Linked DNA regions of Homo sapiens: all the other regions are linked to region 3. Evidence: chromatin loops called from intact Hi-C (ENCODE). Cell type or tissue: dorsolateral prefrontal cortex. All regions are shown on one strand.

Evidence for each region. Hi-C counts contacts between places; a loop is a spot of excess contacts. Peaks named below come from ENCODE experiments on the same cell type or tissue, not always from the same donor. Only the 100,000 strongest peaks of a DNase experiment are listed, where the experiment ranks them.
Region 1: it touches region 3 in a loop (1.0-fold over the local background); 7 of 110 quality-filtered maps call a loop at or near these places.
Region 2: it touches region 3 in a loop (7-fold over the local background); 6 of 110 quality-filtered maps call a loop at or near these places.

The regions. Positions count from the first base shown.
Region 1 is chr14:90,563,823-90,571,822 of GRCh38, reverse strand. The region is part of intron 19 of TTC7B (tetratricopeptide repeat domain 7B); the gene reads left to right. Among named protein-coding and RNA genes, the nearest start is that of TTC7B-AS1, 75 kb to the left of the region's middle. RefSeq lists enhancers at 1-476, 1,256-1,756, 1,757-2,257. In dorsolateral prefrontal cortex, no CTCF peak of the experiment used is centred here; DNase peaks (open chromatin) are centred at 3,172, 3,663 and 4,422; H3K4me3 peaks cover 1,120 bases; H3K27ac peaks cover 7,936 bases.
Region 2 is chr14:90,450,072-90,458,071 of GRCh38, reverse strand. It overlaps LINC02317 (long intergenic non-protein coding RNA 2317), which reads left to right and starts at 2,955. Exons shown (of 3, transcript NR_146492.1): 1 at 2,955-2,975; 2 at 3,168-3,321; 3 at 5,759-6,009. LINC00642 (long intergenic non-protein coding RNA 642) reads right to left here and starts at 2,842. Exons shown (of 4, transcript NR_033986.1): 1 at 2,694-2,842; 2 at 1,521-1,630; 3 at 914-1,053. RefSeq lists enhancers at 2,976-3,593, 3,373-3,667, 3,594-4,211, 5,476-5,525. In dorsolateral prefrontal cortex, a CTCF peak has its summit at 3,633; DNase peaks (open chromatin) are centred at 1,341, 3,551, 4,326 and 4,561; H3K4me3 peaks cover 972 bases; H3K27ac peaks cover 5,130 bases.
Region 3 is chr14:90,509,495-90,517,494 of GRCh38, reverse strand. It overlaps LOC105370619 (a long non-coding RNA gene), which reads left to right and starts at 286. Exons shown (of 2, transcript NR_135274.1): 1 at 286-510; 2 at 1,608-1,689. RefSeq lists enhancers at 3,536-3,830, 3,817-4,329, 4,548-5,380, 7,048-7,881. In dorsolateral prefrontal cortex, a CTCF peak has its summit at 3,517; DNase peaks (open chromatin) are centred at 3,644 and 5,497; H3K4me3 peaks cover 505 bases; H3K27ac peaks cover 6,476 bases.

The sequences.
Region 1 (8,000 bases), 54 kb before region 3:
CAGTTTTCCCTTGGAGAAACGTCTTCAGAAGACATCTTTTGAACCCTTCTGTTCCTCTGGATAAGGCCCAGGCCCAATTAAGCTGATGAAATAGACTTGAAATACCCTTCCCGCTTTCAAATGGCCATCTTTAGACGTGGATCTCTTTCATCCGAAGTATCAGTTTTCTTTCCATACATAGAAAGAATGACTGGCAGGAAACAAAACTTCATGATAGTCCAGTGAGAAGGCCTTTTCATCTGTTAATTGTATTTTGCTTTCTTTCATAATTAAAAAATGTTTTCCAAATTGAGGAGAATAACTTTTTTTTCCTCTAGAGCAAGGCTTATGAAGTATTTAGTGCCCAGCCTTCCAATGCGTCCATGTGCTTGTTGAGAGGACCCTGAAAAGTGCACAGGCCCTCATTTCTCTCTTGCCTTTCCTCGCTATAACTGCAGTTCCAACTCACAGTGCCGAGGACAAAGTAGTGCCTCCTACTGGATGCCTCCTACTGGACACTTCATCTTCGATCTTTGCTCTGTCTTCTGTCTGGTGACACACACTCTTCGATAGCTGCTTGATAGTTTTAGCTTCTTCGATAGCTGTGTGAAGCCCTTTCAACAATTATTGATACTTGGCTTAAGGATTACCTTTCTCTACAAAGAACTTTGAAGCCTCATATGTCGTGTCTGCTGCGTGTGCTCTCCTAGTACACAGTGAGAGGGGACTTTCTTGTTTACTGATGGGGACCCTGCTGTTGGTCACCTGCCCCAGGTCACCTGTAAGTTAGGAGCAGAAGCAGAACAAGAAAGTCGTGAAATCGTATGTTGGTGTGGTCCCTTAGGAACCCAGAGCTTCAGTGACAGGCGGTGGAAAGATCGGGAGCACGGTGCTGGCGCCAGCTGCCTGGGTTCCAGTCCCAGCTGTGTCGCTTACTAACTGCGTACCCCGAGATAAGTCCCTTCATCTCTCTGTGCTTCCATTTTTCTCGACAGTGAAATGGGAGTAATAACAGTGCCCGGTGGTGTTGCTGTGCGGGTTAAATGAGTTAGCAGGGTGCCTCACACTCCGCAAATATCAGCTCTGAGTGTCGCTGTCATTCTCTGTAATCCAGGTCGCGCCTGGGCTGGGAGATCCTTTGCGTCTGTTTGACAGTGAGTGAGTCATCTCCTGGCCCCATGGAGCTTCCCTTTCTGCACCAGCGTGACTGACTTTCACTGGTTGGAGGAGCCGAAATGAGAATATATCTCGGTGCGTGGTCGGCCGCGAGCACGATGCTTCGCTTTTGAGTGTGACTTGCTGCCTGTTTCTGCAGAGCCAGGGCCCTGGTTTTGAGGTGGAAAAGGGTGGGAGAGTGCATTGGTGGAGGCCCCTGGGGTGATTTGTTCCTAGGCGGAGATAGAAAGTGTTGGATTTTGAGCAGAGGTCATCAGAACCAGCTGTTTCTCTCCAGCCAGGGCTCCTGCCTTGGTGCAGAGGCTTTGAGTGTTTGCTGGCTTGGCCTTGGCACAGCCTTTGCTGACCAAATGAGTGCGGGAAATGACTTCGAGGCAGGATTGGATGATGCAGCCATGTGATTTGACATGAGATCACGAGGCTTGGTCAGGCTGATTAATGGAACACTCCAGCACAGTGGGATGTCAGTGTATTACAAGCCAGACCTCAGGGAGGCCCTGCTAGGCTGTAAGTGGGGCTCTCACTCAGTGTGCTGGGTACAGCCGGGTCCCCAGGCTGATCTGCAGTGTTGACTCCGGGCCTGAACATGGGAAAAGGCTGGAGGAGAGCCTGTGCTTGAGGGCCCTTGGTGGAGGGAGTCACCACCACCCCCAAGTTCATACACTCAGCCCTGTTGACCCCAGGCATACTCTTCCTTGTCAGACTCTGTATCCCATTTGGAAGGCATGGGCGTCACTATCCTTCGACAGAGACTACTGTGGAACAGTGCCCTGCTGGAGCCTGCAGAGTCTCCCCTGGCCACATGTGTGTCCCTGGCTGCTTGCTCTCTGTCCACATGGGCAATCACAGCTGAGAGAGGCTCAGGGGGCAGGCACCTGCCTGAGGGCTGTTATGTCCCTGTGTAGGCATGTCCAGGCGCAGGCGTGTCCAGGTGCAGGCATGTCTAGGCTCAGGTGTCTGTTGGCTTCACAGGACTCCAAGGCCTGGTCCTTCTGTTCTCTCAGTTCACTCAGACAAGATCCCCCTCTGAGAAACAGACTCACACTAATCACACTCTTGACAGACTGAGTTCCCAACCAGAAACCAAAATGATGATTTATAAGGATTTGCACTTTTCCTGGGCCAGACCCCCTGTGCTCTCTTGCCCTCCTCCACAGAGGAGCTTGCCCTCTAGGCTAGACATCAGGCCCCTCCTCCCTCAGGTCAGATGAATTCTCAGCTAGTGGAGTTTCTATTAGTCACTCCCCAGTCGTCTGTTGGGACACACTCTCATCCCTGGATGGTGACTTGGGACACAGCCTCAGCCCTGCATATGGCGGTTCCCTCTGTAGATTGTGATCACAGTGTCGGTACAAGGCAGGATCTTCCTCCCATCCTGGTCCGGGGAGAGGGAGTTTCTTCTGTTGCCTCCACCCTTACCCCAAACCTAGATGAAAGCAGCCTCCCCTGCTTTCCACAGCACCGAGGCCTTTTCATGGCTTTCACCACTGCCTTAAGGAGGGCGGGCTCCTCTGGGGAGGAGATATGGAGACCATGCGGGTCTCACTGGGTTTGCAGTGCCTGCCACCTTGTCTTTGAGGCTGCAGGTGATAGCGATGGCAATAACCAATTAAAGATGGGCCTGTCAAATCCCATCAGAGGGGCAAACCCAGTGGAGAGGATTGAGTGGGGGGAGGTACTGGTGGAACAGGTGTGAGGTGAGAATCAGGTAACTGGAAGTTTTCTTATGATGTAAGCTATTTCCTCACATCCTTTTGAAACTGCACTTTTTTAGCTTATAATATTTTCTCCTTCTTGAGCATCTGTGTCCTCCTTGGAGTAAAAGGAATGTCCCTGGGAATAAGAACCTCTGCCGTCCATCCACATGACTCCTGTTTGGTTACTTGCCCACCTCTCCCCAGCAACCCTCCTGCTCAAAACAACATCATTTGGCACAGGGATAGTCTCTGCAGACATTTTCTGCTTGGTGCTTGGATTTCTCCTACCACTGCAGCATTTTTCTCAGTGCTGGCCAGGGAGGCATGGCACCAGGCCACCCTGTCCTCACCGAGGACTAAAGCCACAGACCCAGAAGCTTCATGGGCCCAGGGCAGGCTCTGAAATGCAAGCATGCGGTGCCTTTTGTCACTAGGCATTCCTTTGCTTCAGCTTAAGGAAAAAATGAATGCTGTGTTTATTTCTGTTTTCTGTCTTGGAGTCTTAGATGACTAATTACGGGCAGTACAGTTCAGTCTGTCATTAGTAATTATGATCTAAAATCATTTAAAATCTGACATACTCTAGCCGAACCATTTATTCTTGGAAATTCTGCCCCGTTATTTCAGTGTGATTTGACATTGAGGTTCCACCTCCTTCCTGCTTTGCTCCCTAGCTTGAATCAGGCCTTTCGTTTTCACTTCTGTGGGTTGTTCTGTGTTCTCAGATTCTGGTCCCGATTCCCGCTCCTTACTTCCCACCTCCCTGGATTTTAGCCCTGCTGCTGCCTTTCATTCCTCAGCCACCCCCATCCCCCACACCGCCTGCCTCTGAACTCAGCCAGAGGGGATGGCTGTCACTCAGAATGTGGCATTCTGTGCCAACTGGGCCTGCTGCTTCCAAGTCATCTTGGGCCTGAATTGCTTTCCCACCATTTGGTGCTGGTCCCAGAGACTCCCCATTGAGGGCTCGGGGGCTCTCTTTGGGCCGTGTCAACCCCACGTGTGATCTGGACCTTCAGACCGAGTTTAAATCACTGAGCCCAAAGGTCTAGGGAGAATATCCTGTAAGAAGTCTCTCCCAGCATCGAGGCTGAGTCCCTAAAACGGACCGGTTGCAGATGGAAACCTTTGGACCTGACACTCACCAGAGAGTTAGAGGCACTGCAGACTGAGAATCCCATTGAAATGCGCTAATCTAATCACCCCCTTTTACAGATGGGGAAGCGGAGGCCAGACAGGGGAAGGGACTCACCAAGGGTCCAGAGCAGTGAGTGGCCAACCCACCAGGAATCCTGACTCCATCGCTTTTGAAGGTTTCATGTCCACTCTTCCTATCTGTAAAATGGGAGACTAGCACCTGCCTTCTTGAGATGGGGGTGGGGATGGAGGTAAAAGAGATCAGCTCTCTGAACTCCTCCAGGGCTAACGCTGCCCTAGAGAACTTTGTCTCCACTCTGATGGACGGGGGGAGTTTCTCATTGTTCTCCGAGGCTCAGACAGCCCCAGCTCTAGGTCTCGTGGTCATGCAGCATCCACTGAGCTTGGCGCCTTTCTCTTTCGCTCTCCACTAGAAAGAAGTCTTTGTGTCTCTTCTTGCCCCTTACCCGCCTAGATGTGTCTCTCCCTGCTGTGTGGCATGCCTGCACTCACAGCTGCCCTGAGCCCAGGACGTGCCTGAGTTGCCAGCCTCAGCGTCGATAGACGAGCTCATTTGGATACAGAGAAGTTTCCAGGTTAGCCTTTGGCACTCATGTTGCCAAGGTGGGGTTGCTTAGGAGGAAGGAAGACAGATCTACCAAGAATCACCAAGTCTAAAACCCTCAGGCTCTTGCGGGGTGCTGACCTGGAGCCAAGGCAGGCCTCTCTCCCCTGCACAGATCCACGGATGCCTGCTCTGGGCCCTGGCCCTGGAGACCACCCCTCCCCGCCCCCGCCTTCCCCTTTCAAATTGATGAGTGCAGCTGACCAAGGAATGAGAGTGCAATTGTGTGAGGCTCCACCCAGAGCGTTTGGTGCAAGCCCAGTCTGGGGTCAGGAGGTGGCCTTCCCTGTTACCTGGCTCCCGGAGGCCTCAGCAATCACCTGGGGAAAGGAGAGAATGGAACAAACCAACCAAGGTCTGAGGGCCTCAATGTCCAGAACACTCCAAGTCACTGAGAGCTTTGGAAAAGCCCTTAGAGAACTCCTTAGCTAAAGGGGAGCCTCTGCCAGGGTTCCAGGGCTCTAGACCACTTTGCCCCAGTAGGAAATTCCCCACCCCATGGGCCTTGCCTGCTTTACTGCCCACCACGTTCACTGATGAACGACACGTGATCTCTCCCTTCCCTCCTCCAGTTGGCTTCCTCCGTTTTCTCATCTGTGTGGTATTTATATAACAACTGTCTCTTAAAATACCTTTCCAGGTGTTAGTGTTTTCATTCTTTTTTTTCTTTTTTTGAGTCTTTCAGAACATCAACTAGTCAGTCACCCCAAGGGCTTGTGAAGGAGGAGGGTACAGGCACAGACACACCTTGTCTTATTGCCCTTTGTCTTATTGCACTTTGCAGATACTCATTTTTTACTAATTGAAGATTTGTGGCAACCTTGCATTGAGCAAATCTATCAGTGCCTTCTTTTTTTTTTTTTGGAGATAGAGTTTCACTTTTGTTCCCCATGCTGGAGTACAGTGGTGCGATCTTGGCTCACTGCAACCTCCGCCTCCCAGGTTCAAGCGATTCTCCTGCCTCAGCCTCCCAAGTAGCTGGGCACCTGCCACCATGCCCAGCTAGTTTTTGTATTTTTAGTAGAGACAGGGATTCCACATATTGGCCAGGCTGGTCTCAAACTCCTGAGCTCAGGTGATCTGCTCACCTCAGCCTCCCAAAGTGCTGGGATTACAGGCATGAGCCACCGTGCCTGGTCTATCAGTGCCATTTTTCCAACAGCACATGCTCACTGTGTTTCTCTGTGTCACACTTTGGAAATTCTCACAATATTTTAAAATTCTTTTATTATTATTACATCTGTTGTGATCTTTGATATTACTATTGTAATTGTTTGGGGGCACCATGAACCACACCCATATAAGACAGCAAACTTAATAAATGTGGTCCTGACTGCTACACTGACCAGCTGTTCCGCCATCTTTTTCCCTCTCCTTGGACCTCCCTATTCCCTGAGACACAGTAATATTGAAATGAGGATCATTAATAACCTTACAATGGCCTGTGAGTGTTCAAGTGAAAGGAAGAGTGGCATGTTTCTTACTTTAAATCAAAAGCTAGAAAGGATTGGCCAGGCGCGGTGGCTCATGCCTGTAATCCCAGCACATTGGGAGGCCGAGGCGGGCAGATCACGGGGTCAGGAGATCGAGACCATCCTGGCCAACACAGTGAAACCCCATCTCTACTAAAAATACAAAAATTAGCCGGGCATGGTGGCGCATGCCTGTAATCCCAGCTACTCGGGAGGCAGAGGCAGGAGAATCCCTTGAACCAGGGAGTTGGAGGTTGCAGTGAGCCGAGATCACGCCACAGCACTCTAGCCTGGCAACAGAGCAAGACTCCGTCTCAAAAAAAAAAAAAAAAAAAAAGCTAGAAAGGATTAAGCTTAGTGAGGAAGGCATGTCAAAAGCTGAGACAGGCCAGAAGTGAGGCCTCTTGCACCAGTTAGCCAAGTTGCGAATACAAAGGAAAAGTTGTTCAAGGAAATTAAAAGTGCTATTCCAGTGAATACTCCAATGATAAGAAAGCGAAACAGCCTTATTGCTGATAGGGAGAAAGTTTGAGTGGTCTGGATAGAAGATCAGACCAGCCACAATATTCCCTTAAGCCAAAGCCTAATCCAGAGCAAGTTCCCAGCTCTCTTCAGTTCTCTGAAGGCTGAGAGAGGTGAGGAATCTGCAGAAGAAAAGTTGGAAGCTAGCAGACGTTAGTTCATGAGGTTTAAGAAGCTGTCTCATAACATAAAAGTGCAAAGTGAAGCAACAAGTGCAGACAGAGAAGCTGCAGCAAGTTATCCAGAAGATCCAGCTAAGAAGGTGGCTATAGTCAACAACAGATTTTTATTTTTATTTATTTATTTTTTGAGGTCTCACTCTGCCTCCCAAGCTGGAGTGCAGCAGCGCAGTCATAGCTCACTGCAGCCTTGAACTCCCGGGCTCAAGTGATTCTCCTGCCTCAGCCTCCCAAGTAGCTAGGGCTATAGGCACGTATCACCACAACCCGCTAATTTTTTAAGTTTTTTGTGCAGATAGGGATCTCACTATGTTTCCCATGCTGGTCTCAAATTCCTGGCTTCAAGCAATCCTCCCAACTCTGCCTCTCAAAAGTGTTGAAATTACAGGCCTGAACCACTGTGCCCAGCCCAGCAGTTTTTTAATGTAGATGAAACAGCCTCCTATTGGAAAAAGATGCCATCTAGGACTTTCATAGCTACAAAGGAGAAGTCAGTGCCTGGCTACAAAGCTTCAATGGATATGCTGGTTCTTTTGTTAGGGGCTGATGCAATTGGTGACTTTGAGTTGAAGCCAGTGTTCATTCACCGTTTTGAAAATCCTAGGGCCCTTAAGAATTATGCGAAATTGACTCTGCCTGTGCTCTGTAAATGGAACAAGAAAGCCTGGATGATGGCACACCTGTTTAAAGCATGGTTCAATGACTATTTTATGCCCACTGTTGACACTTATTCAGAGAAAAAGATTCCTCTCAAAATATTATTGTTCAGTGACAATGTACTTGGTTACCCAAGAGCTCTGCTGGAGTTGTACAAGGAGATGACTGTTATCTTCATGCCTGCTAACACAGCATCCACTTTACAGCCCATGGATCAAGGAGCGATTTAGACATAGATAGTGATTCCTCTGATGGATCTGGGCAAAGTAAACTGAAAACCTTCTAGAAAGGATACAGCATTCTAGATGCCATTAAGATCATCCATGATTCATGGGAGGAGGTCTAAATATCAACATTAACAGGAGGTTGGAAGAAATTGATTCTGACCCTCATGGATGACTTTGAGGGGGTCAAGACTTTGTTGGAGGAAACAACAGCAGACGTGGTGGGAATAGCAAGAGAGCAAGAATGGAGCCCGGAGATGTGACTGAATTACTGCAGTCTCATAAAACTTGAATGGATAAGGCATTGCTTCTTGTGGATGAGGCAACAAAGT
Region 2 (8,000 bases), 59 kb after region 3:
CCAGCTACCACAGTGATCAATCAGCTCAGGGCAAACCTTGTTTCATCCAAACTTTTACTTCCTTCTTCTCTCTGCAATGAATTATTTTAAAGCACATCCCAGACATCTTTATTATTATTATTATTATTTGAGACAGTCTTGCTCTGTCGCCCAGGCTGGAGTGCAGTGGCGCGATCTCCACTCACTGCAACTTCCTCCATCTGGATTCAAGCAGTTCTCATGCCTCAGCCTCCCGAGTAGCTGGGAACAGGCTTCATCCGGGTTCAAGCAATTCTCATGCCTCGGCCTCCCGAGTAGCTGGGACTACAGGAGTGTGCTACCATGCCCGGCTAATTTTTGTATTTTTGGTAGAGATGAGGTTTTGCCGTGTTGACCAAGCTGGTCTTTAATTCTTGGCCTCAGGTGATCTGCCTGCCTCGGCCTCCCAAAGTGCTGGGATTACAAGCATGAGCCACTGTGCCTGGCCTCATTAATTCATCGATAAATGTTTCTGTATGAATCCCTCAACAATTAGGACTCTTTTAAAGCATAATCCCAAACACGATTTTCACATTGCTCAAAAATTAAAAACAATTCCTTGATGTTAAGTATCCATTCAGTGTTCAAATTTCCCCAATTGTCTCATGAATACGTCTCATTTTTATTGTCACTGTAGTGTAGTTTGTTCGCAAGAATCAGAATCCAAAGTCCATATGTTGTAATTGGCTGATATTTCTCTTAAGCTTCTGTTAATCTATAAATTCTCCTTATGTTTTGTTTTTTTTTTCTTTTATTCCTTTTCCTTCCACTTTGTTGATGAAACCTGTAACTTTTTTCCTGAGAGGAAATCTGGCCGCCTCCCTGTGGTGAGGGTTAAACACCTTGACATATTAACATGCCCCCCAGTTCTCTAATTCCTATAGCTGGGAGTTACCTCTAGAGGCTTGATCCGATTCAGATTTGATTTTTCAGCAGGTGTTGTGGTCTTCCGTCAGAAGGAACATCATATCCGGCCATGTATCTTTTTATGATGTTAGTTATCATTGGTGGATCACTGCCTGGATTCATTGTCCTCTAAATGGTGATAAACCGGCCACGGTGATGGACAAGTGGCATATTCAGTTAACGGACTCACTGTGCCCTCCCTCCTTCCCCATCCCCGGCAGTATTGTGGGCGAGGCTTGACCTACTCTGTGATGGGGTTGGAGGCAACACTTCCTGCCCACTTCTCCCCTCTTCCTCCCCACTCCACATCCGTGTGGGAAAGCTTATCATTAAGGGAAGGCTGGCAAATTAGAAAGAGCCTTGAGTCTGGGCCTAGCCCTGCAGATGCCAGCCTCAGAGGTTGCTAGGATACACCGCTCCCAGAGCCTCCTCAGAGCTGCATCCTTCTGGAGCAGCTCAGGGACACTGATGGGCTGTCTGTGCAGTGGGGAGGTGGGAGGAGGAGTGGCACCCCACAGACAGGCCTGCAAAGAAGGGGTTGGTCCGCACTCCTCCCGGAGCTCCATGGAGCAGGGAAAATGTCACCCCAGAAGCACCTGTATACAGGGATCAATTCGGACCGCCCACAGTGAAGGCCACTCTGAATTGTAAAAGTTCCCCAGTCTTATTCTTCACTGTACTTGCATTTCTTCTGCAACATGTCCTTCTATATATAATTCAGAAAACATAACCTGAATGGACGAATGCCAGCCCTCTCCCCAGCTCCTGTCTGCCTGGTAAACTTCTGGTTCACCATAAGGCTCAGCAATGAGCTGTATCCTCATCCTCAACCCAGCCTTCAGGACTCCCTCCCTGTGCTCCAGATGCCCACGCTGACCTCTGCTCACACTCACAGCAGCATTGCAAGTGCCTGTTTCCCCACTGGGTCTCGTTCTCCTCTGCACTCCTAGCACTTAGCACAACGCCTTGCATAGGTCATCTTGAATGCATATGTGAAAGTGTCCTGCTTGCATGCCTCTGGAGACAGGGAGCTCACTATCACAAGACCGCTCATTCTGACAACTTCAAAGTTCTTCCTTAAACACAGCTGAAATCTACCTGTCAGAAACTTCTACCTGGGAACCTTAGGGAGGCTGCCAGTGCCACACTGAACCAGCCAGCTGCCTCTTCCACAAGACCACTCTTCAGAGTTGACTCTCTCTCCATTGTCCTCTGCAGCACCCACCAAAAGGTAGTGGGATATGGGTCAGACATTCACATTCTAAGTCACCAAGCTTGGCTCCCAGGAAGCCTCCCTAAGGTTAGAGGTTCTGGTCCTACTACTCCCTCAGATACCTGCACCCTCACCCTGGTCCCACTGGGACATCACCCCAACGGCCCAGAACTGTAGGGCACAAGTCTCGACGCCAGAGAACCCAGGTGGAGGGTAGAGGGTGGGCCTTGCAGCCTCCCTGGGTGTGAGAGTATCTGTCGCCACCCTTTCCTGATGCAGGTTAGGGGATGCCAAGTCCTAAAGAGGAGGCAGTTTTCTCAAAAATCACCCAGGGAATCTGTGCTGATCTCAAACTAGAGCTGAGAGAGGGAGAGACGCAGGCAAGGAAGAGGAGGGAGCAATGCGCTAGGATCAAATTCCACAGTTGACCTGACATAAGCCAGCTCACTGTGATTTACGCGCCACCGTCCTTGGGGTGGCAGAAGAGCTGAAATCCTTTCTGACATCTCAGGACCAAACTTGTCAAATCTCAGCAACAGCTTTTCCCCATCAGCACCCCAGGCTCTCTGAAGACTGTTCCTCGGAATAGCCTGGAGCTGCCGAGCCAGCCGCGACGGCTCCCGCCAGACTACACGCCTGGCTAAGAGCTCAAACGAGTCACAATGGGGAGGCTAGTGACCCCCATCCAGGGACGGCTCCCGCCAGACTACACGCCGGGCTAAGAGCTCAAACGAGTCACAATAGGGAGGCTAGTGACCCCCATCCATTCCCATGGCATCGTTTGAAGGGCTCTGGAGCCAGCCGCCTGGGTTCGAATCCTGACTGTCCCCCTCACCAGGTCCGTGGCCTTGGCCATCACTCAACCTGGCCCAGCCTCAGAGTCAGTGCTTGTCTCTGAACAATTAGGGCTGCGTGGGGGGCTAATATTTAGGACACGAATAAAATAATGTATAAGGCTTAGCCCAGTGTGTGCTCTTTAGAAAACATCAGTTAACATTAACCATCATTCCATATGTTCACTTCCTGCCAGGCTCTGGGGAGGAAAGGGAGCCCATGGCAGACCAGACCCCTGGCCGGCCAGGGTCCCCGGGGTCTGCGAGGAGGACGTTCATGGGCGAGTGTGTGGTGGTGGGTGAACTGCGGCAGAACCCGAGATTAACAGCTGGAACCCTCTCCTCTTGCAGGTGAGGAAGATGACACCTGGCAACACTATGCCTCACCCCTAGTTAGTGGCTCAGCCCAGACCTCGGGCTCCCGCCTAGCCCAGGACTCTGCCCGACTGTGGCCTTCTGGGCAAAGCTGGCACCAGGGTCAGAAGCCTGGGGAGCAGAGAGGCCCATTGTTAAGGCTGGGAGGCGGAGTCAGGAAGCCCAGGATGTAAACCAATGGGAGACCACGGTGATGATGTAATGCTCGGCCTTCACCTTCATTGGCTGCCGGTCCTGCCACTCCAGACCCTGCTCTGGGGCTCTGCCTTTCGCCGCAGGTTCTCCCGCAGAGGGGGTCATTGGTCTGGGAAGGAGATTGAAGAGTGGGGGTTGGAGGCTGAGGACTGAGCCGGGAGCTGTCGTCCTTCCCTGAGCCTACCAGGGAACTGACTGCTGCCTTTACTAAACACAAAGCTCCTGGGCGAGCCCGGGGAGCGGGTTCTAAACACCCCACCTCCTGGGGCAGCGCCGCGCCTGGCGTCTGCGGGGATGCAAATCTCAGGAGTGTTAGGAGGAGACAGAGGCACCAGCCCCGCTAGCCTGGGAGGCAGCCTGGTACCCAGGAGGGAGGAGGGTGGGGGCCTGGGTCAGCAGAAATAAAGCATGCAGCTCTGTACTTACCACCTCCTCTAAACATCTGTGATGATTATAGGTCTGGGTGAAAAGCGTGGGACCCTCAGCCCAGAGCCGCACAAGACTTGGATTTGCTTTGGAAACCACTGTGCTTTTCAACAAGATCGTTCAAATGGCCTGGGTGGAGACGGGGAGCTGGAGAGTTGGGGATGGAAGCCGATTTTAAGCCTGGAGGAATCCAAACTGCACACAGTAGTCCAAGGCCCTGCCCCGCCTCCGTCCACCACCATCCTCCCCCCGCACCCCCGCCATGAGGTCCATGACTGTATCCTCATTTCACAGATGAGGAGACAGGCACAGAGCAGCAGCCATGGCCATGTGGCCGGTCACGCAGTGGAGGGAGGCCCGGGGGCAGGAGAGGGGCGCCTAAGGCCACACAGCAGGGCTGCGCCGGCGCGCATGGCTGAGAAGCAGGTTCCAGGAGTTTCTGGGAGTTCTTGCTCAACATCAAGAAACTTCCACCAGGATCCACGGGGGGAAGTGGAAGCAGCCTTGTGATAGCAGTTTCAAAGGCCTGGGCTCTGGCAAATAGGAAAAAACAGGCTGAGAAAACATATCAGGCAGGCCTGCTTGTGAGGGAACCTGGCAGACATCCAACCAGCAGTCTGGTGGCCAATTCGGTACATCAGACATGCGCTTAATCCATCATTCGGCAGCGGGCAGGTCACTGGCCACACAGGCTTCAGACCTCCTGGCTTGAGGGAACTTGGGGTTGCCATCAGGCCCGTATGAATCAGAAATTCTGGGCTTCTCATCCCCCACCAGGCACTCCCACACTGTCCCTCCTCTGCATGTTTGCCTCTCCATTCTCTCTACCTTCACTGTCTCGGTTGCCTATGGTCACAGTGATACTCAATAAACCACCAAATCCAGTGGCTTAAGAGCATGTGCTTCCTTCAGCAGGGCAGTTCTGACCTTGGCTGGTCTCACTCATGTGTCTGCATCTGTGGTGAGCTGGCAGATTGGGGTGTAGATTGGGCTCTCCCACTTGTCCAGGTCCTCAGCTGGGACACCTGGGCTGGCTTGGCTCTGCTCTGTGTGGCCTCTCATGCTCCAAGAAGCTAGCCCAGGCTTAAGTACACTGAGGTGGCAGTTGCAGCCTGCAAGGCCTCTCGTGGCTTAGGCTCAGGACTGGCACATCATCACTTCTGCTGCACTTCTCCCTGCTAAAGCAAGTATTGAGGCCACCCAAGATCCAGAAGGTGGAGAGGAGCAGCAGAGCCTCACTGCAAAGGGCACAAATGTGCAGAGGCCCTTCTCTGGATCCACAAATGCAGCCAGTGTACAGCAAACACCATCTCCGCCCCCTTCTCTCCACCTGTTGGCATACTTACTGTTCTTCAAGGCCCACCTGAAGTCTAGCTCTTTGTGAAGTTTTACCTAAACATTCCACCCTACACCCACCATAAGCTAAATGAATAGCAGGATACTATCTGGGGCGCTGGGTCCCAAAAGAAGGTGCCTAAAAGAGAAACAGGATGTGACTGGTCCTGTGGGCTCCGGTTGGGGAACTCTGCAGCTGGGACAGGAACCCATAGACACCAGGGCCCTCCCCTGCCCAGGCCTTCGGGGAGCCCCTTCTGAGGATGAGAACCAAGGTCTGAAATCCCATGCTGCAGGCAAAGGCAGGGACTTCCACCCATCCTCCTGCCATCTACCAAGTATCCACTGAGGGCCTGCGGGTTGTTCTTGGCTCTGTGCTAGGCGCTTTCACGCATCATCTCATCAAACCCTCCCAACAACTTACAAGGTGGTTATTGCTTTCCTCCCCATTTTACAGATGAGGAAACCAGGGAAATCAAGGGTGTTTGAGTGACTGACCGAAAGTCACACAGCTAGGAAGTAAAGGAGCCAGGATACAGGCCCAGAGCTCTGGTTTTATCTGAAACCAAAACCAGAAGTTCCTCTTCCAGCTGCCCACCACCTCTCTGAGTATCAGCCCTGCTAATGACAATGATAACATCAGCTCTGCAGCATCGTTCTAAGCACTGTACGTTAATGCGATCAGTTAATAAAAGCATCTTGCCTTAATTAATTTACTCCTCTCAATAACCCTTTGAGGTAGGTACAATCTTTACTGCCATTTGACAGATGAGGCACAGGGAGGTTAAGGGATTTGCCTAAGGTCACACCACTGGGAAGTGACAGAGGCAGGCTTTGAATCTTCACACACTTGCTACCACACACTCACCATTTTTGTAGTCAGGATTTCATAGGCTCAGGGTCCGAGGGGACTGGGGCATGCCAGGGGGGTGGGAAGGTAGGATGCAGAGCCGAAATAGGAGACACTGGAGCTGGGACAGGAGCCCAGAGAGAAGATGAGCAGCAGAGCATGGTCTCCGGCAGCCTGCGTCCCTCCTTTCCAAGTCACGATGCCAACCAGAAGCCCTAATCGAGGGTGGTGCTGGAGAGGCTCTGGGAGGAGACCGGGATGGTGGCGCATATGGCCGTGCCACCCTAGACCGCCCTTCAGGGAGGGTCCTGATGGCCTGGCTTGGCTTTTCTGCAGAAGCATCAGCTGGGGACAAGTAAGGGGTGGGGAGGGAAGCGAGAGGAGACGGAACTGCAGACTGGGCAGACTGGGTTCCCCATTAGCCAGGCCATATGTCCAAATGTGGACACATAAGTGCGAGCAGGCACCAAGCCTGGCGAGCCCAGCTGCAGAACAGCATGGGGAGAGCTCGCCCTGGGAAGCATGGCAGTGGGCTACAGAAAATAGGGAGGCTGCTGTGTACCCTGCCTGAGGCTGACATCTACTGTCAACCACCCTCTCTTCTAGCCACCCTGGGAGGCAGGGGCAATGGAGGCTCAGAGAAATTCATTGATTTGCCTGAGTTCACAGAGGGACTAATTGGGGAGGGCAGGATTTGAATCCAGGACTGCCTAATTCCAAAGCAGGTCCTTAGCCAATGCCCCAGACCCCTGGCCAGTTTGTAGGGTGAGAGGGAGTGCCCCTGTGGGCCTCAGTGATAGTGGCTGGGTTGGCTGACACCCCACCCAGCCTGCCAGAGGGGCACAAAATAACCTAGGCCCTGAGTGAGTGGGCAAGGCCTGGGCTCACATTCCAAGATAGGCTCTCAGAGGGCATGAGACAATATCACAGGGCTTAAGCATAAGGATCGTGGCCTCTAGTTAATGGAACACTTTTCTGTGCCAGGCACCAGCTAATGCAGTACATCTGTGAGCAGTCGCTTGCTCCTCACAGCAGGACCATGGGATTGATGCCGTCATTACCATCCTCCCCATGTTATAGATGAGGATATTGAAGAGAGGTGACATCTAAATGCAAGCTGGTATCCTGGATTAGATCCCAGAACAGAAAAAGGACATTGGTGGAAAAACTGGAGACATCTGGATAAAGTCTGGAGTGGAGTTAATAGCAGTGTACCAATGTTAATTTCTTAGTTTTGATGAATGCACTAGGTAATGTCAGATGCTAACATTAGGTGACACTGGGCAAACAGTATATGGGAACTCTTGCTGCAACTCTTTTGTAGATCTAAAATTCTCTCAAAATAAAATGTTTAAAAATAAAAGAGGTTAAGTGACTTGCCTGAGGTCATGCAGCTAGTGGGTACCACAGTGAGGATTTGGTCCCAGGTCGTCTGGCTGCAGAGCCCAAGCTGTGACCACCACACTCTGCCAACTCAGGACACCACTCTGTCACCTGCCCCTCCCTAGGAGGCTTTCACCCAGGGCTGCAGGTGCCCATGGGCATTGTGTCAGAGGGTGGACAGGCCTATGCCCAGCGCCATGGCAGGAGGTGCCAGGGCAGAGTTCCCCACAACGCAGTATTGGAGGGAGAAGCACACATACCTGGGTCTGTGCTCAGTCCCAGCCCTGCCCCATCCTAGCTCCAGGACCTTGGATGAGCAAATTCTTCTTTCAGATGTCTTCAATTATCCAAATCCTGACTGTCTTCCGACGCCCGATCCAACTCCCATTCTCTCCCTCTTGCCATTCCTTCTCCTTGGGCATCTTCTTTGCATGTGGAAAAAGTGGGGTTCCAGACTGGATATTTC
Region 3 (8,000 bases):
GTGTCCTCTCTGGCTGCAGCTGCACTCCTTGCAAGAAGGGAGGGGGTTCTGGTGAGGGAGGGCCAGAGCCCAGGTGTTCACACCTGCGTATGCTGAGCCTGTGTGGGGTGCTGGGGACATGGAGACCCTGTCCCTGAGGAGTGTTCAGCCCTGGAGAGGGGCTGATGGCCATGCAGGTCACCATGGAGCTGAAGTTCTCAAATGGGGGTAATTGTGTCTCCCAGGGACCATTTGGCAATGTCACAATTGCCAAGGGATACTGCTGGCATCTAGTGGGTAGAAGCCGGGGCACTGCTAAAAATCCCACCATACACAGGACAGCTCCCCACCACGTGGACCTATCCAGCCTCCAAATATTAACAGGGCGTCTTGGGACCACCAGCGTGCTGCCAGGGAGCCAACTTCTGCCTGGTCAGCTAACTCCACCGTCCCAGAGCCTGGGGAATAGCGAGGAGCGGCTGGAGACTGGCGCATGAGATCACCTCTCATGGCGCGACGCTGCCTGATCAGGTAACTGCGCTGACTCATCAGGCTGCCATCCCGTGGCCCTGGAGAGTGGCTTGTGGTCTTTGGCTCTGGGGTAGTGAGAGCCTGCTGGCCCTGGGAGGGTCCAGCCCTTTTCTTAGGCTCTTCAAGTCCCAGCACACACATGGGGACTGGCTCTCTTCTCAGGGTGGCCGAGGCCCTGCTGGACTTGGAGAGATACAAGCCCTAAACAGGGGGCTTTCTTCATACTCAAGCATCCAGCTGCCTTCTCTGGCCTATCTCTCTCAGAAAATGGACAGGAGGCTCCCGCCTGTGTCCCTGCTCCAAGACTTTCCTGCCCAGAGCACTGAGGCCCAAATGAGAACAACCAAAATAGGGCAGAGGCCAGATCAGAGTCCACATCTTATCTTACTTTTTTGAACTCCCCTGCACCTTCCAGATAAAACCTCCATCTGCCCTTCCAATGATGTGACTTTGCTTCAACTTGCTTTTCAATTTTCTTCTTTGAGACGGAGTCTTCCTTTGTCGCCCAGGCTGGAGTGCAGTGGCGCAATCTTGGCTCACTGCAACCTCCGCCTCCTGAGTTCAAGCAATTCTCCTTCCTCAGCCTCCTGAGTAGCTAGGATTACAGGCATGTGCCACCACACCCAGCTAATTTTTGTATTTTTGGTAGAGATAGGGTTTCACTATATTGGCCAGGCTGGTCTCGAACTCCTGACCTTGTGATCTGCCCACCTCAGCCTCCCAAAGTGCTGGGATTACAGGCGTGAGCCACCACGCCCAGCCAACTTGCTTTTCTAACTGCCCCCCTTGTCCCTCTCAAAGCCCTGGACTCTTCAAAGTCCCTGCCCTCCTGCCACATAGCCCACCTCCCACCCCATCAACACTGACTCTGCCTCCCCCACCTCGTCCCCACTGACAAGCCCAAATTTCACTGTTCCCTCTTTGGTCACTTCTGCCTCAGCGCTTCCGTTCAGCACTTACTGCATTTGAAATTCAAACAAAAGAAAATGGCTTTAGGAAACTTTTTTTTTAACCAAAAAAAAAAAACTTCTTGTACTTTTTAAAAACCAGAAAAGTGTAGAGAAGAAAACAAAAGCCTTAAAATGCTTCATTCCTAGAAAGCCGCCGCTAACAGCTGGAGAACATCCCTGCCCGTGTCTCAGCGCAAATACACACCAATAAATCCATGTTTCCAACTCCACAGAAGCCGGATCTCTTTGGCGTGGCTGCTTGTTCATCCATCAATGTGACATGGAGAACCTTCCGTGTCAATACAAACACCCGTGCGCTCGCTGACCCAGTTGTGGGAACGTATTCCATGGGATCCACAGATTCTAATCGAATTCTTTAGTTCCCAGTTAAAGGACTTTAGATGATTTCCAACTTTTTATTTTAACAAACAAGACAAGATTGTCCAATGTATACTTTGAACCAATGGTGATCATAAAAATAATAACTACAGTGCATGAAATACCAGTTACACGCCTGGCATCCCTCGAAGCACTTTATACACAGTAACTCATTTACTCCTCCCAACAAACCTGCAAGGCGGGTACTGTTAGTGCCCATTTTACAGACAGGTAAAGTGAGGCATGGAGTTTATGCTAGAGGTCAAAAGTTAGTAAGGGGTGGCTGGGCGTGGTGGCTCATGCCTGTAATCCCAGCACTTTGGGAGGCCAAGGTGGGCAGATCACAAGATCAGGAGATCGAGACCATCCTGGGTAACACGGTGAAATCCTGTCTCTACTAAAAATACAAAAAATTAGCCGGGCGTGGTGGCGGGCGCCTGTAGTCCCAGCTACTCGGGAGGCTGAGGCAGGAGAATGGCGTGAACCCGGGAGGCAGAGCTTGCAGTGAGCTGAGATCGCGCCACTGCACTCGGGCCTGGGTGATAGAGCCAGACTCCATCTCAAAAAAAAAAAAAAAAAAGTTAGTAAGGGGCAGAGCCTTCATAACCAACTTGCCCATGCTGGGGGAAATGTTTCTAATCTTTTTAATAATCTAATGGGGGGGTGCAGAAAATCTGAATGTTGCTTTTATTTTCATTTTTGTTACTCATCAGGTTGATTTCTATTTTTTGTTTTTTTCTAAGTGTTGATAAGCATTCATTTTCTTTTTTAAGAGATGGAGTCTCCCTCTGTCACCCAGGCTAGAGTGCAGTGGCACCTGCAACCTCGAACTCCTGGGCTCAAGTGGTCCTCCTGCCTCAGCAGCCTGAGTAGCCAAGACTGCAGGCACACACTGCCATGCCCAACTCACTTATTTCCGTTTTTATTAAAAAATTTTTTTTTTGTAGAGATGTGGTCTCACTGTGTTGCCCAGGCTGGTCTTGAACTCCTGATCTCACGTGATCCTCCCACCTCGGCCTCCCAAATAGCTGGAATTACAGGCATGAGCCACTGTGTCCAGTCTTAATTCTTTCATGAGTTACTTCTTAGCCATGTCTTTTTCTCATTTTTCAACTGAGGCCTTCACAGTTTATTGATGAATTATAGTGCTTCATACACCGTGGAACTAGCCCTTTGTTTTAGAGAGGGAGGCCCTCTAGGCAGGGATTGCACCATCCTCACCCCATTTCCCCAGCCTGGCATGGAGTCGGCTGCCAGTACCTGGGGTTCCAGGAGGCGTGACACCTCATCATTCAAAAGGGGGCTCTGGAAGCTCCTAGCGCTTGACAGGGGCCCGACCGATTTATCATCAACTCTAATGTCTGGTCTGCCCGCTTGGCCCAATAATAACTCCCTCTGTTTGCTCAGAGCTTGTAAAGTTTAGAATGAACGTCCTCACACACTCATCTGATTTGATGCGCACGCAGCCAGGTGAGCCAGGCGTGATGCATGAGCCCCTTGTTAGAAATGAAGAGACTGGGACTCGTAACACAGAACACGCCAAAGCGCCCATGGCCGAGACTGACGTCCAACTCAGGGCTTCTTGGTCTAAGGCTCACCCGCTCCATCTCTGAGTGACAAACTCAAATCAGGGGCCTCTCAGAACCCCAGTTTGCTGGTCAGAAGAATGGGGTGGAATTTTCTGCCTGCAGAGGACAGGGCCCTCTAAAGGCCTGGCTCCCTGACACGCCTGGAGACTGGCACACAGCAGTCCTTGCACCCGCCCCGTTCCCCACCCAGTCAGGCCAGGGCTGTGGGCCAGGCCAGCCTGCCTCTCAGAGAGCTCCCAGCTGGGGCTGAGCTCAGGGAGGGAGCCAAGGGAGCAGCGAGCAGCGAGCAGCGGGCGGCACAAGGGCCCCTTTGTGCCTGTTGCTAAGGGCCCGGCTGTATTTACTCACCTTCAGTAAACAGGAGGTGCTGGAGGCCCCGCTCTGTTATGACAACTTAAAGAGCATTTTCTTTCCTTCCTCAGCTGCTCATGCCCCAGGTAGCTCCAGGTGAGTCCCCACAGTGGAGGGGCTTCCCTGGGGCTGAGCTGGAGCTGAGTGGCAGGGCTAGGGAGCATCAGAAGGGTCACTTGGCTCAGCTCTTGAGGCTCTGATGGGGACGCTGACACTGGAGGGGGTCCCTGGCCCAAGGTCACAGGGGAGGGTCAGGCCAACATAGGCCTGACAGCTGCGGTCTGTCCTCTGCACAGAGCTGATTTGGGAAGCGTCCACCTGTCCCTCACACACTGGTTGTCAGCGTTTGGCTAAGTCCCCAGGCCATTCCCCGGGGAGGTTAGAGGGAGGCTGCCCAGCTCACCTCCACCCAGAATTTTCTGGAACCAGGCCCTTGGAGGCAGAGAACAACTTGAGTCATGGTCATTTTTTAAGGGTCTTAATGTCTTACCGACACATGGAGATCACGTTATAAGAATCATAATATTGTTTGTAATGCTTATGGTGAACAAATTACCACTTTCAGCCCCCACTGGGGCAATAGCCTAGTGGTAGCTACCAAGTAGATACAGGATTTATTTCCGACACATCCAGGTTTAGGAGCCATAGGAGGTGCGTCCAGTGATGGGACCCTCCCTGGTGGCTGTGAAACAAACTTCCTCTGGCCCTGCAGACATCGTGGTTGTGCCTGAGTCTGTAACCTCCTTTGGAGAGAATGTCAAAGGCTTATGTTTGAGGCCCTTAGTGTGCAAGAAGGCTCCTGTGACAGGCCCAGCCCAAGGCAGCCGGCAGCCAGGTCTCCTGCGTGACCTTTAGCCAGTGCTCACCCCCTCTGACTCCCTTCCTCCAAGGGAGGGGTGAGCTGTGCTGGGGCTCTGCCTCTCCCCACACTGAGGGCTTGGAAGGGCTGGGGTGGAGGCATTTCTGGACTGGAAAGTGATCTCCAAGAATCCCTATGACCCCTGGGCAGGTGCCTGGGGGCTTCCAAAAGGCGGGAAGCTTCTCCTGCTGGAGTCCCACCCTCTCCTCCTGCCGCACACAAGGGCTCTGTGTACTTTGGTGTGGCCTGGACTGCAGGCAGGGAATCCTTTGGGGGAACCGAGCTGCTGTGTGGATTTCCTCCACGGTGGGGGCAGCCCATCCTGGGGAGGCCTCCTTGCCCCAGGGCCACCTCGTCCTGGCAAACAACCCACAGCTCAGGGTTCGGCCTGGGGTGGCTGTGATCCTGGCCCAGTGTTCTTTAAAAGAGTCAGCTCTGGCTGCCAGCCTGGCAGGGGAAGGTCAGGGGCACGCAAGAGCACACAGGCTGCCTCACCTGGGTTGGCGTGGCTGGGTTTGCCCCCAGAGGAAGCTCACCCTGCAGTCTGGGGCTCCCACCGGGCCCTGCATCTACCCCTCAGCACATTGCTCTGGCAGAATCAAATCGTGTCAGTGGGAGCTTCTGAGTGAGCCTCAGACAGATGGTGAACAGCAAGGAGGGGGCAGGGCCCTGTGGGGCTGAGCCCTCCCCCAGGCCCAGCCCTGGGCCCCCAGAGCTGGCCTTATTGTCCTCATTTACAGATGAATAATCTGAAGCTCACAAGGCCCCAGGAAGCATGGGGACAACATAGGGGACAGTGCTGTGTCTGGAGATGGGCCTGGAGCAACTGTGTGTCCCATCCCTGGCAGCTGCCTCTCAGAAGGAAGCCGAGAGCCCCACGTGGCCATCCATCGGCCACATGACATCAAGCACGTTACTCGACCTCTCTGGGCCTCAGGGTTCATAAATAGTACCCACCTTATGGGGTTGCGGCAGTTAGTGAATTCATACTTTTTAAGCACTTAGCATAGTGCCAGAAATAATCATTACATACGTTTCTCAAATAAAACAAATATACTGTAACGGGATGATGACAATGAGAATGGCGACCATTACAGGACGAAACTGTCTTGGAGAAAGCAAAACAGCTCAAGCCTGCAGACCTCAGAGAGTTCTTCTGCTAAGGTGCCTCTAGGGTGCCTGGATTCTGGGAGAGGGGTCACTGCCTAAGGTGATCTGGGCTGGACTGGTCCCTGGGCCACTGTCTGGGAGTTCTCTGAAGGCCAGGTGGCTCACAGCCTTCCTCCTTGGCCTTCCCTGATCTCTGCCCAGCCTGGCAACTCACTTCAAGGTGCTGTTAAGACCCTTTTCTCCTGGGCACTCAGCCCTGCTGCAGGTGTGACGTCAAAAATTGATCAGCCTCTGCTAATCTGACCCAGGTGGGGTTCTCTGTGTATGGCTCTGTGCTGGGCACAGGTGCTTGCAGGGGACACAGTGGAAGGTCCGGCCATCAAGGTGCCAAAAGGGTGAAGGGCACACTGATCCGAACATGCGTCACCCTGGATTTCTTTTTCTCTTTTCTTTTCTTTTCTCTCTCTCTCTCTCTCTTCTTTCTTCCTTTATTTATTTTTTTTTTTTTTGAGACAGAGTCTTGCTCTGTCACCCAGGTTGGAGTGCAGTGGTGCGATCTTGACTCACTGCAACCTCCGCCTCCCAGGTTCAAGCAATTCTCCTGCCTCAGCCTCCTAAGTAGCTGGGATTACAGGTGTGCGCCCCTACGCCCAGCTAATTTTTATATTGTTAATAGAGACGGTGTTTCACTGTGTTGACTAGGCTGGTCTTGAACTCCTGACCTCAGGTGATCCACCAGCCTCAGCCTCCCAAAGTGCTAGCCGGGAGCAGGGGCTCACGCCTGTAACCCTGTCGGACTTCTGTGTGGGAGGGCAGGCGGCAGGAATTATGGACCCAGGAACAGGACAGACCAAATCAAAGTGGCCTCAGAGAGGCAACATGGCTCAGCTCAGAGCCAGGCAGGAGTGTACAGTGCCCCAGGGCTTATACTACTGTCCCTGTGTCAGAGGTGACAAAGCTGGAGCTCAAAGAGGTAAAGGGACTTGCCCAAGGCCACAAAGCTAGTAAGGGGCAGAGCAGCACCTCGCAAGCCTCTGGGGGTTCATGTTGCTTCCAGGGGCCAAACCTTGATTCATTCTGAGCCTGATTCAAAAGCCAGATTTTGATACCCCTTCTTTTCCTGGGCCCTCCTTTCTGTTTTGTTTGGGGAGAAGTGGACAGGAATGAAGGGGGAGTCAGCGGGAGTCTGCCCAGGCAGAGGGGAAGAGCTCACTCTGATTTGCATGACCAAGAAGGCGGGCACAGGGGGAGCTGGCTCTGAGGCCCTGGCTCCTGGGTTTCTTCCAGCAAAACAGTGATGGGGGCAGGGATGAGGTGTGTGCTGGCTCACGTGAGTGACACATTGGGAGCAGAGCAGCATCGTCTAACGAGAACAACTGGGCTGTGCGCCACCAAAGGTGAGGCGGGGTGGAGGGGGCGGTAGAGCTGGGTGAGCCACCAGAGATGGGAACACAGGGCCACTCGTGCCTTGCCTGGCTGTCTGACTGTGTCACATGCAATAATGACAGTCACTGTTTGTTGTCTGCTACTATGTGCCAAGCACCAGGCAAAGCACCTTCTACATGTTACCTCCTCGATCCTCACAACAGCCCCAGGAGGGGTGCTATTATCCCCCTTTCAGAGTAGGAAACTGAGGCTCAGGGAGGTGAAGAGATATGGCCTTGGTCACAAAGCTGGGGTGCAAACCTGGGTTGGCCCTGGAGCCTGGGCTTTGAGCCCCAGCCCCGCCCTGCCTCTCTGCACCTCTGTCATGGCTCCTGAAGGATGTGGGTGCTGGCCGGGCACAGTGGCTCACTCCTGTAATCCCAGCACTTTGGGAGGTTGAGGCAGGTGGATCACCTGACGTCAGGAGTTCAAGGCCAGCCTGGGCAACATGGAAACCCCGTCTCTAAAACAAAAATTAGCCAGGCGTGGTGGTGGGCACCTATAATCCCAGCTACTCGGGAGACTGAGGCAGGAGAATAGCTTGAACCCAGGAGGCAGAGGTTGCCGTGAGCCGATATCACACCAAAAAAAAAACAGAATGTGAGTGGAGGAGCTTGCCCCAACCTGTGGCCAGAGGGCATTGGAAGGAAGCAGAAGCCTCCGGGTGGTCATGGACGGTAACATCAATTGGCCCAGACTTTCAGGAAAATACCAGTGCCAGGCTCTTGGGGCATCATGATGCTGGGACCAGCTGCACCACATCCTGAATGGGCGTGGGGGTGGGATTCAGGGGAGAGCTGAGTGGAGTGGCTGCTGTCAGTCATCTTG